Linked DNA regions of Mus musculus: region 1 is linked to region 2. Evidence: chromatin contacts called from ENCODE Hi-C or POLR2A ChIA-PET data. All regions are on one chromosome and are shown on one strand. The core of a region is the stretch at or near the end of the contact, and the rest is flanking DNA. Distances in the headings are between cores, read along the strand shown. Region 1 holds the start of Gstm2 (glutathione S-transferase, mu 2). Region 2 holds the start of Gstm6 (glutathione S-transferase, mu 6).

Region 1 (4,936 bases), core at 1,894-4,393, 43 kb before region 2:
AAGAAAGTGGTGTGTTGAAGTCTCCCACTATTATTGTGTGTGGTGCAATGTATGCTTTGAGCTTTACTAAAGTGTCTCTAATGAATGTGGCTGCCCTTGCATTTGGTGCGTAGATATTCAGAATTGAGAGTTCCTCTTGGAGGATTTTACCTTTGATGAGTATGAAGTGTCCCTCCTTGTCTTTTTTGATAACTTTGGGTTGGAAGTCGATTTTATCCGATATTAAAATGGCTACTCCAGCTTGTTTCTTCAGTCCATTTGCTTGGAAAATTGTTTTCCAGCCTTTCACTCTGAGGTAGTGTCTGTCGTTTTCCCTGAGATGGGTTTCCTGTAAGCAGCAGAATGTTGGGTCCTGTTTGTGTAGCCAGTCTGTTAGTCTATGTCTTTTTATTGGGGAATTGAGTCCATTGATATTAAGAGATATTAAGGAAAAGTAATTGTTGCTTCCTTTTATTTTTGTTGTTAGAGTTGGCATTCTGTTCTTGTGGCTGTCTTCTTTTTGGTTTGTTGAATGATTACTTTCTTGGTTGTTCTAGGGCGTGATTTCCGTCCTTGTATTGCTTCTTTTCTGTTATTATCCTTTGAAGGGCTGGATTTGTGGAAAGATATTGTGTGAATTTGTTTTTGTCGTGGAATACTTTGGTTTCTCCAACTATGGTAATTGAGAGTTTGGACGGGTATAGTAGCCTGGGCTGGCATTTGTGTTCTCTTAGTGTCTGTATAACATCTGTCCAGGCTCTTCTGGCTTTCATAATCTCTGGTGAAAAGTCTGGTGTAATTCTGATAGGCCTTCCTTTATATGTTACTTGACCTTTCTCCCTTACTGCTTTTAATATTCTATCTTTATTTAGTGCATTTGTTGTTCTGATTATTATGTGTTGGGAGGAATTTCTTTTCTGGTCCAGTCTATTTGGAGTTCTGTAGGCTTCTTGTATGATCATGGGCATCTCTTTTTTTATGTTTGGGAAGTTTTCTTCTATTATTTTGTTGAAGATATTAGCTGGCCCTTTAAGTTGAAAATCTTCATTCTCATCAATTCCTATTATCCGTAGGTTTGGTCTTCTCATTGTGTCCTGCATTACCTGGATGTTTTGAGTTAGGATCCTTTTGCATTTTGTATTTTCTTTGACTGTTGTGTCGATGTTCTCTACGGAATCTTCTGCACCTGAGATTCTCTCTTCCATTTCTTGTATTCTGTTGCTGATGCTCACATCTATGGTTCCAGATCTCTTTCCTAGGGTTTCTATCTCCAGTGTTGCCTCGCTTTGGGTTTTCTTTATTGTGTCTACTTCCCCTTTTAGTTCTAGTATGGTTTTGTTCATTTCCATCACCTGTTTGGATGTGTTTTCCTGTTTTTCTTTAATGATTTCTACCTGTTTGGCTGTGTTTTCCTGCTTTTCTTTAAGGGCCTGTAACTCTTTAGCAGTGCTCTCCTGTAATTCTTTAAGTGACTTATGAAAGTCCTTCTTGATGTCCTCTATCATCATCATGAGAAATGTTTTAAAATCTGGGTCTAGATTTTCGGTTGTGTTGGGGTGCCCAGGACTAGGTGGGGTGGGAGTGCTGCGTTCTGATGATGGTGAGTGGTCTTGATTTCTGTTAGTAGGATTCTTATGTTTGCCTTTCGCCATCTGGTAATCTCTGAAGCTAGCTGTTTTAGTTGTCACTGTTAAGAGCTTGTTCTTCAGGTGACTCTGTTAGCCTCTATAAGCAGACCTGGAGGGTAGCACTCTCCTTAGTTTCAGTGGGCAGAGTATTCTCTGCAGGCAAGCTCTCTTCTTGCAGGGCAGGTACCCAGATATCTGGTGTTCGAACCAGACTCCTGGCAGAAGTTGTGTTCCACTCACCAGAGGTCTTAGGATCCCGTGGGGAGTCCCGTGTGGGCCCTTGCGGGTGTTGGGCAAGACTCTGCTGGCCTAAACTTCAAGTCTTACATTAAGGCCATTGATTTATTTGTATCCCTTCCTGTCTGCCCCCCACCCCGGGATGAGAAATAGGAATCTCACTTCTATTATTATTTTTGTTTTTTTGAGTACATTGTAGCTGTCTTCAGACATACCAGAAGAGGGCATTGGATCCCATTACAGATGGTTGTGAGCCACCACATGGTTGCTGGGACTTGAACTCAGGACCTCTGGAAGAGCAATTAGTGCTCTTAACTGTTGAGCCATCTCTCCAGTCCCTCACTTCTAGTTTCTCTGTGTGTGGATATCTAGTTTTATTTTTTCCCCTTTTTTATAGAGTGACTAGTAATCCATGGTGCACGTGGACTGCACTTTCATCGTACATTTGTCAGAGAATGGGTTCTTAGATGCCATCTATTTTTTAGCTCAGGTAAATTGTGTTCCCCTGTCATTCTAATTTCATTTCCTGTGGATGTATATCGAGTATTGCTGGATCACGTGGTAGCTCTAGTTTTGTCTTTTCGAGGAACACCAGGTTGTTTTCCCTAACGGTTGTGACAGTTGATACTCTTACCTGCAGTGTCGAATGTTCTCTCCTGCCCACAGTCTCACCAGCCCCCATGTGCGAATGGCAGTTCTTTCTGGGGAAGGTGTATCACACTGTGGTTTGCTTTACATCTTTCCAGTGCCCAGTGATCCTGAATATCTGTACTGCATCCACTGGTCGTACCTGTATGTGGCTCTGTTGCCCAGCTTAGCAGAGTCCTGCATGCCCTCTGCTGTCTATGATAAGCTATAGACCACAGAGACATTAATCTCTCAGGCTTGAGGTGTCCTGTTTTGTCCTGGCTCAGCCACCAGGAGCCACCCAGAACCCAGGAAGGGAGTTGATAATGAAGAAGGGACAATGTCAGGAAGATAATAACAGGGTTCCACTTTGACCATCAAGAATGTCCCTAGCTGCACAACTGTTCTCCATGGAAACAGCACGCTAGAGCAAGAAGAGGGAGTTGCTGACACAGGTGCTAGCCCATTCCCATCTTTTATTTCTGACTGCTTAGACTGGTTCCTGAGATTAGCTATATCTTGCCCTGCCCCTGGATCCCTGGCTCCTTCCTTCAACTGGAATGTCTGAAATTTGAGACACTGTAGGCCAATGGTCCAATAGAAAGCCATATCCAGGTCCCGCCTCTTCCTTGCCTAAGACATTATCAGGAAGCTCAGACTAGCAAGGCCCGGGTTGGTCTGCTCTGGACACCAGCACTATGCCTATGACACTAGGTTACTGGGACATCCGTGGGGTGAGTGAGAACGCTTCTGCTGGGTGGGACAGGGGTGGGGTGGGGAGTAGCTAGGGAACTGATTTCCAGGAGATAGACTGAGTTCAGAAGTTGTTGGAAGTTCAAACACGAGAGCTTGTGCTTATGTGGTATGTGTGTGTGAGCTTGTGGGGAGACAGTTACGTGTAAGATGTAGGCTCACCAAGAATCAGCAGAGTCAGACTGTCAGGGTTTTGCAATCTGTGACTTGTCATATGTCATCTTTCCAGCTGGCTCACGCCATCCGCCTGCTCCTGGAATACACAGACACAAGCTATGAGGACAAGAAATACACCATGGGGGACGGTGATTACACCCTGTTTCTCAGGCCCCTGCTCCCCTGCTAACTGGTGCCTAGAGACACTGCTCTGACACCCTGTTGCTCAGCTCTACAGAGCTCCTGGAGTTGGATTTAGAAACTGTCTCTTCCAGATACTGTTTTGAATTTGGGGGGCTGGGTTCTCTTTTCAACTAATTGGCTTATTCAAACCTTTTGAAAATCTTAGTGATATACAGTCCACAGTCCTCAGAAGCATTGTCTACTCTTGGGTGAGGCTGCAGATCTTCTTGGGGGTGTTCTCATACCTGACTCCTTCCCTAGAGAAGGAAGCTGGGATACTGGCATGATTTCTTTTCACATCCTCTTGTCCACCACAGCTCCTGACTATGACCGAAGCCAGTGGCTGAGTGAGAAGTTCAAGCTGGGCCTGGACTTTCCCAATGTAGGTGGAGGAGGAAAGGAGGTTTGGGGAAGACACACTGTTCTCACCTCATCTCCTGGCCTGGCTGAGGGTTGGGGGTCAGTGTTTCTGCTCTCCTGCTCCATCCCTGTTGGCTGCACAGTGTTTCTGTGATGGGCTGTGTCCCAGCTCTCCCATTCAGTGCACACTGTGCCCATGGAGGGCTTCCCATGGCAGGCAGGCTGAGTGTCAGGCCCTGTGTCTGCTCTCACCCAGAGAAAGGATTCAGGTGCCCCATATCCCACCTGACCCTCCCTGCTTGTCCATCCAGCTGCCCTACTTGATTGATGGATCACACAAGATCACCCAGAGCAATGCCATCCTGCGCTACCTTGCCCGAAAGCACAACCTGTGTGAGTGGGGCTGGCTGCAGGGTGGAGGATAGTAGTCATTTTCTAGGCTTATCTGGAGTGGGATGCTGAGGGTGAGTCTGGCCTGTGTGTGCTGCAGGTGGAGAGACAGAGGAGGAGAGGATTCGTGTGGACATTTTGGAGAACCAGGCTATGGACACCCGCATACAGTTGGCCATGGTTTGCTACAGCCCTGACTTTGTGAGTTGGAGCTGGCCCCACACTCTTGCCCTTGCATCTGCTCTGGCCCTGTTTGCCACCAGAGCCTCTCAGTGCTGCTCATGGCACAGTGTTTGAAATTGCCAACAGAGTAACCTCAAAGCTTAGTTTGCCAAATGAAAACTTCCAGTCATTGGCCTAAGGTCCAGTCCAGACTCTCGACAGTGACACTTTAGTCCCTGATAGGACAGACAGAGTTCGATCCCTCCAGGTCTAAGTGCTGGTTCTGTCCTGAGTCATGTCTTTCTGTTGTCCTGGAGTCTTGCCATGTCTGCAGATTGCACACTCATGGGAAGAAGACACTGAGGATAGGGGACACTCTCCTCCTAAATGGCTTCCCAGAGCTGTGTCCTTGACACACTCAGAGATAAGCAGATGTCCCCAATAGGCAACTCAGTCAGCCA
Region 2 (5,356 bases), core at 1,871-4,370:
GACCATCTCTGGTCCATGGAGTCTTTCAGGGTCCCAGCCTCCTTCCTCCTTGTTGGGGTTTTAGGTACAGGAGGAGAAGTGGGGTGCTGAGTCTAGCTAACTGTAGGCAAGAGTTTTGTTAACCATTGGCAGGCAGGCAGCACAACACAGTGGGGTCTGACGGAGGATGCTTCAGACTCCTCTAGGGAGAGCAGTGCCTGTTCCTTTAAGATCCCCTGTGGGGGAAGTAGAGGGGAAGGGCTGCATCTCTAGGGACCAGGTCCAAGGTTGGCTGCTATCACCCAGACTAAGATAACTAGAATAAAAGGCACTATGTTATTTTGTGTTTCTGGTTTAAACAAGTGTTTGCAAAGGCTTGAGGACATTTTTGAATAAGGGCTTCTGAAAGAACAAAGGGCCTGTTAGTACACAACAGATAGGACAGTGGTCACTTGTTTTAGATGCAGTCCTCCATTTAGGGCTTTGATACTCAGAGGGGCCCTTTATCAGGGATGGGAAGACAAGCTCCCTGCCTACTCTCCTGTCCTTAGAAGAAGCTGTGTCTCAATTATGGGAAGGAGACAGACAGACAGACAGACACAGAGAGAGAATAGGCCAAGGCAGGAAGTTCCCATCATGCACACAGGACAGAGTGGCATCTGTCAAGGCCAATAGCATCCTATTGGTGACATAATCAGGCCCAAGGTCACCTGGAATGATGTCATCCTGTGCAACATTGCCCCTTACTTAGCTCAGCCTATGTGTGAGGGTCTGGGTGCAAGTTAGACGAGGGGGAAGGTCTGATCAGAGGCCTTCACTTGAACTTACCAGAGAGAAAATACTGAGTATCAGTCATTGTGTAGCCAGAAAGACATCCTGAAGTCTCTCCAGTCAGGTGCTGAGAACCTGCTTAGCCCAGCCTTTCTGCACCATCTCACGCCCCCTGTTGGACAGGGCCAGGCTGTGGCTTGTCTACACAGGCTCTGTGTCTCCCCTTCCAACTCGTCGAAGCTGCTTACAATCCAGTTTACTACACATCCTGCCTCCAGAGTGTCTCATAACACACAACTGCACTGAGTGAACACTGTTATTCAGGACCCACCAATGTCAGGATAGACTGACTTCTCCCCAGAGTGGCCCTTCACCTCCCAGAGAGCAGAATCTGTGTCTAGAACTCTCGACTGCTTGTGACCTGTGTCGTGGGCTTCATCCCAGCTGGTTCAGATCCTCTCTGTGCCTCTGGAATAAACAGGCTCAGCCAATGAGGAAGAGTAGTTCAAGATGAAAGCGGGGCATGGAACCCTTGACTTAACCTCTGCTCGCCTGTGCCTGGTCCTGCCTGTTCAGATCCATCAGCAAGTTTCTAACAGAAGCCTGTGGGCAGCCAGAGGATCTCTGCTCCACGCTGTCCTCCCTCTTTGCCTCAATCACTCCCAACTTCACAGCAATGATCAAGTGCTTACTCATTCATTCTTCTGCCCCCTCGTTGAGCTGAATTTTGACTCCCTGTCGCTGAGCCCTGGGTTATATCTCTGTGTTCCTGTGAACACACATGTACACATGTGTATGTGGAGGTTAGAGGTTGACATTTGGTGTCTTTATCAATCACTTTGTACGTAGTTTTTGAGACGGCTCTCTCACTGAACATGGAGTCTGTTGAGTCAGCCGAACTGGCCCCCAGGCAGTTCACCCTGCTGGAGCCGTATTTCTTCACCTCCCCAGCGCTGGGAAGCACCTGCCACCACGGCAAGCTTTGTCACATGGGTTGTACTGATATTTTAATACTGGTCTGGCAAATACTTATCAAGTGAGCCATTCCCATGCCCCTTCCCCTCAAGTCTGTTTTCAAACTCATTTATCACTGATGCTAAGAATCTGATTAAAGGGAACCGGGGCTCTCTGACATTGGTAGGATTTTGTCTGTGAGTTTTAACCACAGGTGCCATGATGAAGGACATTGAGCAACCCTCTTATGCCCAGATACACAAAAGCCAGGAGCTGCGGCCAGGGCTGAAATGAGTTAGATAGCTGAGAATTCGACTCTAAGGGACTTGGTCCTCTGCAGAGTCCTTCAAGGTCCTTTCCGGACAGCATTCTGTTGTCCCTTAGAATCAGGAGAGGTATCTGGTCCCTCCAGGCTACTGTGCCTTTGAGTTTGGGGTTCTGTCCATGGTGGTGGGACTCTTTCAGTTTCACAAGGCCTCTCTGTGTTTGATTCTTGGATTTGGCTCTCAAGTATGGCCAAAGTGCCTATTAATTTATATAGTCACTACCTTGATGACCCTGTAGAATACCTCCTATAGGCTCATACAGTTGGGTGCTTGGTCCTCAGTTGGTGAAACTGCTTGGGAAGGATTAGGAGGTGTGGCCTTGCTGGAGGAGGTGTGTCACTGGGGTAGGCTTTGAGATTTCAAAAACATACGCAATTCCCAGTTACCTCTCCTACCTCCCTCCCTCCTTCCCTCCCTCCATCCCTCCCTCCTTCTCTCTCTCCCCTGCCTCCTGCTTGTGAGTCAGATAGATGCGAGCTCTCAGCTACTGCTCTAGCCCCATGCCTGCCTGCTCCCCTGCTACTGTGTTCCTCACCATGATGGCCATGCAAGCTGCCTTGATCATGGTGTTTGTCACAGCAATAAGAAAGGAATTGAGACAGCCTCAGATCCCCCAAGAGAAATACAGAGACTGCTTGCTTTTCTGTTTGGCCCTGTCCTGGGTCATTCCCATTTCACTGCTCCTGTACCTCCAGGTTGTATGGACAATGAAGTCTGGAGTTTGTCAGACTGGCAGAACCCTTGTTTCCAGCATGAGTACAAGAACAGACTCTCAGGTTGAAGCAATGCCTTTTTATGCATATGTTGAGATCTGAGCCCAGATTCCCAGAGTCTAGGTGTGAAAAACTGATCTACCAGGAAAGGAGATGGGCAGAACAGGTCCTAGCTGGCCTGTCTCCAGGGATACTGCCAACTTCCTGAGAATCCAGCAGGGGGCAGATGGAAGCAGGCCTGCCAATCAATCACTGCCTTCGGTATCTGAAAGCTCAGACCCGCCTTCGGATGATAGCTCCTGGAATTAGATTGGCTTTTACTTGTTACAGTGGGTTGGGCTTTATGGTTCCACGGTTGGTTCCTTTGGGGAGGGGCAGAGCAGCTCCGGACCTGTTCTCAGACTCATCAGCTGAGCATTACAGAGTCTTTCCCGACCAGTGACTGACTGCACAGTCTTCGAGGCTGGAATAGCAATCATGCCCGTGACTCTGGGTTATTGGGATATCCGTGGAGTGAGTGGGAGGTTGGGCTGCTAGGCGGGAAGGGCCCAGGGTCAGAACACAAAGCGGGACTACAGGCTTGGTTCCACGAAGAAGATTCCCATCGGGTTTTCCTTGACCCCCCCTCCCCCTCTCTGTCAGAGCCACACCCCCCAGTCCAAACTCTGTCCCTGCCTTTCTCCCTCTCCCCCGCCTCCCTTCCTCTCTTCTTAGTGAAAGGTGTAAAGGCGTCCCTAGAGGTGGTGAAGGATTTCACTAACGGACTTATGTTACCCACTATCTCTCACAGCTGGGTCACGCCATCCGCCTGCTCCTGGAATACACAGAAACAGGCTATGAAGAGAAGAGATACGCCATGGGGGACGGTAATGACATTCTTCTGGTCACACTCTTCCCCAACTTCTGTCCACTGGTGCCCAGCAGCTTCTATCTATCTCTCTGTTTCTTAGCTTTGTGGATCTCCTTCAGGCAAACCCAGAGCTTATCCCTTCCAGAAACTTCCTTGAGGGTGCAGCTTTGGTTGTCAATATAGAATCATGGTTGTAACATGCTGGCCCTATTCTGACTGTAATTGGGTGAGGTTTGCCCACTACAGGCACTGCAGGCCTAGTGCTTTTGTAAGCCTTAGTTAGTCATTGAAAGGCCTATAGCCATTCAATAGCTCCTGGGCTTGGATTGGCTTTTACTCACTACATAGCTGTGCTATTCAAGTGTGCAGCTTTGGTTGGAAAGACTTACTGGGTCAGACTGCATATTCCTTGCACAAGGGGTCCTGCCTTTGACTTCTTGTGAAGGGGGCTTAGACGTCGTGACGTCCTTTTCACATCCTCTTGTCCACCACAGCTCCTGACTATGACAGAAGCCAGTGGCTGAATGACAAGTTCAAGCTGGACCTGGACTTTCCCAATGTAGGTGCTGTGAAGGGGAAGTTTGGGGAAGACATGGTGATCTCACCTCATCTCCTGGCCTGGCTGAGGGTTTAGGATCAGTGTTTCTGCTCTCCTGCTCCATCCCTGCTGGCTGCACAGTGTTCTGTGATGGGCTGTGTCCCAGCTCTCTCATTCAGTGCACACTGTGCCCATGGAGGGCTTCCCACGGCAGGCACACTGAGTGCCAGGCCCTGTGTCTTCTCTCACCCAGGGAAGGGATGGAGGGACCTCATATCCCATCTGACCTTCCCTGCTTGTCCATCCAGCTGCCCTACTTAATTGATGGGTCACACAAGGTCACCCAGAGCAATGCCATCCTGCGCTACCTTGGCCGGAAGCACAACCTGTGTGAGTGGGGCTGGCTGCAGGGTGGGGGACCATGGCCACCTACCCTGGTCTTGGCAAGGGTGGGCTGCTGAGAGTGAGTCTGGGCTGTGTGTGCTGCAGGTGGAGAGACAGAGGAGGAGAGGATCCGTGTGGACATTTTGGAGAAACAGGTCATGGACACTCGAATTCAGATGGGCATGCTTTGCTACAGCGCTGACTTTGTGAGTCTGCACTGTGTGGTATAGACAGGGTTTGCAGCAGGAGTCAAGGAAGGGCCTGTGTTCAGTTCCATGCATGTCCTCTTTGGAATGTGAACCCACCCATACTGATTTATCAAGCTCTCCTATCCAGCCAACAGTTCTTGCCCCACCCCCATTTTGTTAACAAGTACAACATACCGTTTCCAAGAAGTTTTGCGGTATTGTTATGATACCAAGGGCTGCAAATTCATTTCCTACACAGCAAATTCATATGTTCAATTCTTTTCAACTTTGACCTTGACCACTGCCATGAGCCACCTTGTCCCTGGGGTTCACAGATGAAAACCAGAGGGGAAAAAGGTCATGGGTATTTAGAAATCTACCCAACAGATTTCTCAGAGCTGAGTTCTTAGTGGTAGCAAAACTCGGGGCCTCTTGCTGGAGCTCACGGTCAGCTAGAGAACCACTGTCTCTTTCAACACCCTATGCTGTTCAACTGATTCTATTCTTTGAGATCCCTCTTTGAAATCACGTAGTCTCTTCTCTTGAGATTGTTAAATACTTGGCTTTCCTTCTTCCACTGGACTGTTCTGTTCAGAACCTGTCTGGAAGGCACTACCCTGGAAGGCAGTGCTGAGCTAGACATCAGTCATGAC

The links. A loop is a pair of places that touch in the nucleus more often than their neighbours do. ChIA-PET counts read pairs that join two places held with the same protein, here RNA polymerase II (POLR2A).
Region 1: a map of heart shows a loop between it and region 2 (1.9-fold over the local background). The contact joins the promoter of Gstm2 here to the promoter of Gstm6 in region 2. A Hi-C loop is called at or near these places in 2 of 37 maps with a recorded cell type or tissue (heart and left cerebral cortex). POLR2A ChIA-PET finds 5 or more read pairs at or near these places in 4 of 5 experiments (Patski and embryonic stem cell).

Annotation. Positions count from the first base shown.
Region 1 is chr3:107,984,627-107,989,562 of GRCm38, reverse strand. It overlaps Gstm2 (glutathione S-transferase, mu 2), which reads left to right and starts at 3,143. Exons shown (of 8, transcript NM_008183.4): 1 at 3,143-3,205; 2 at 3,454-3,529; 3 at 3,881-3,945; 4 at 4,235-4,316; 5 at 4,414-4,514. The coding sequence starts at 3,170.
Region 2 is chr3:107,941,498-107,946,853 of GRCm38, reverse strand. It overlaps Gstm6 (glutathione S-transferase, mu 6), which reads left to right and starts at 3,120. Exons shown (of 8, transcript NM_008184.4): 1 at 3,120-3,256; 2 at 3,534-3,609; 3 at 4,088-4,152; 4 at 4,440-4,521; 5 at 4,621-4,721. The coding sequence starts at 3,221.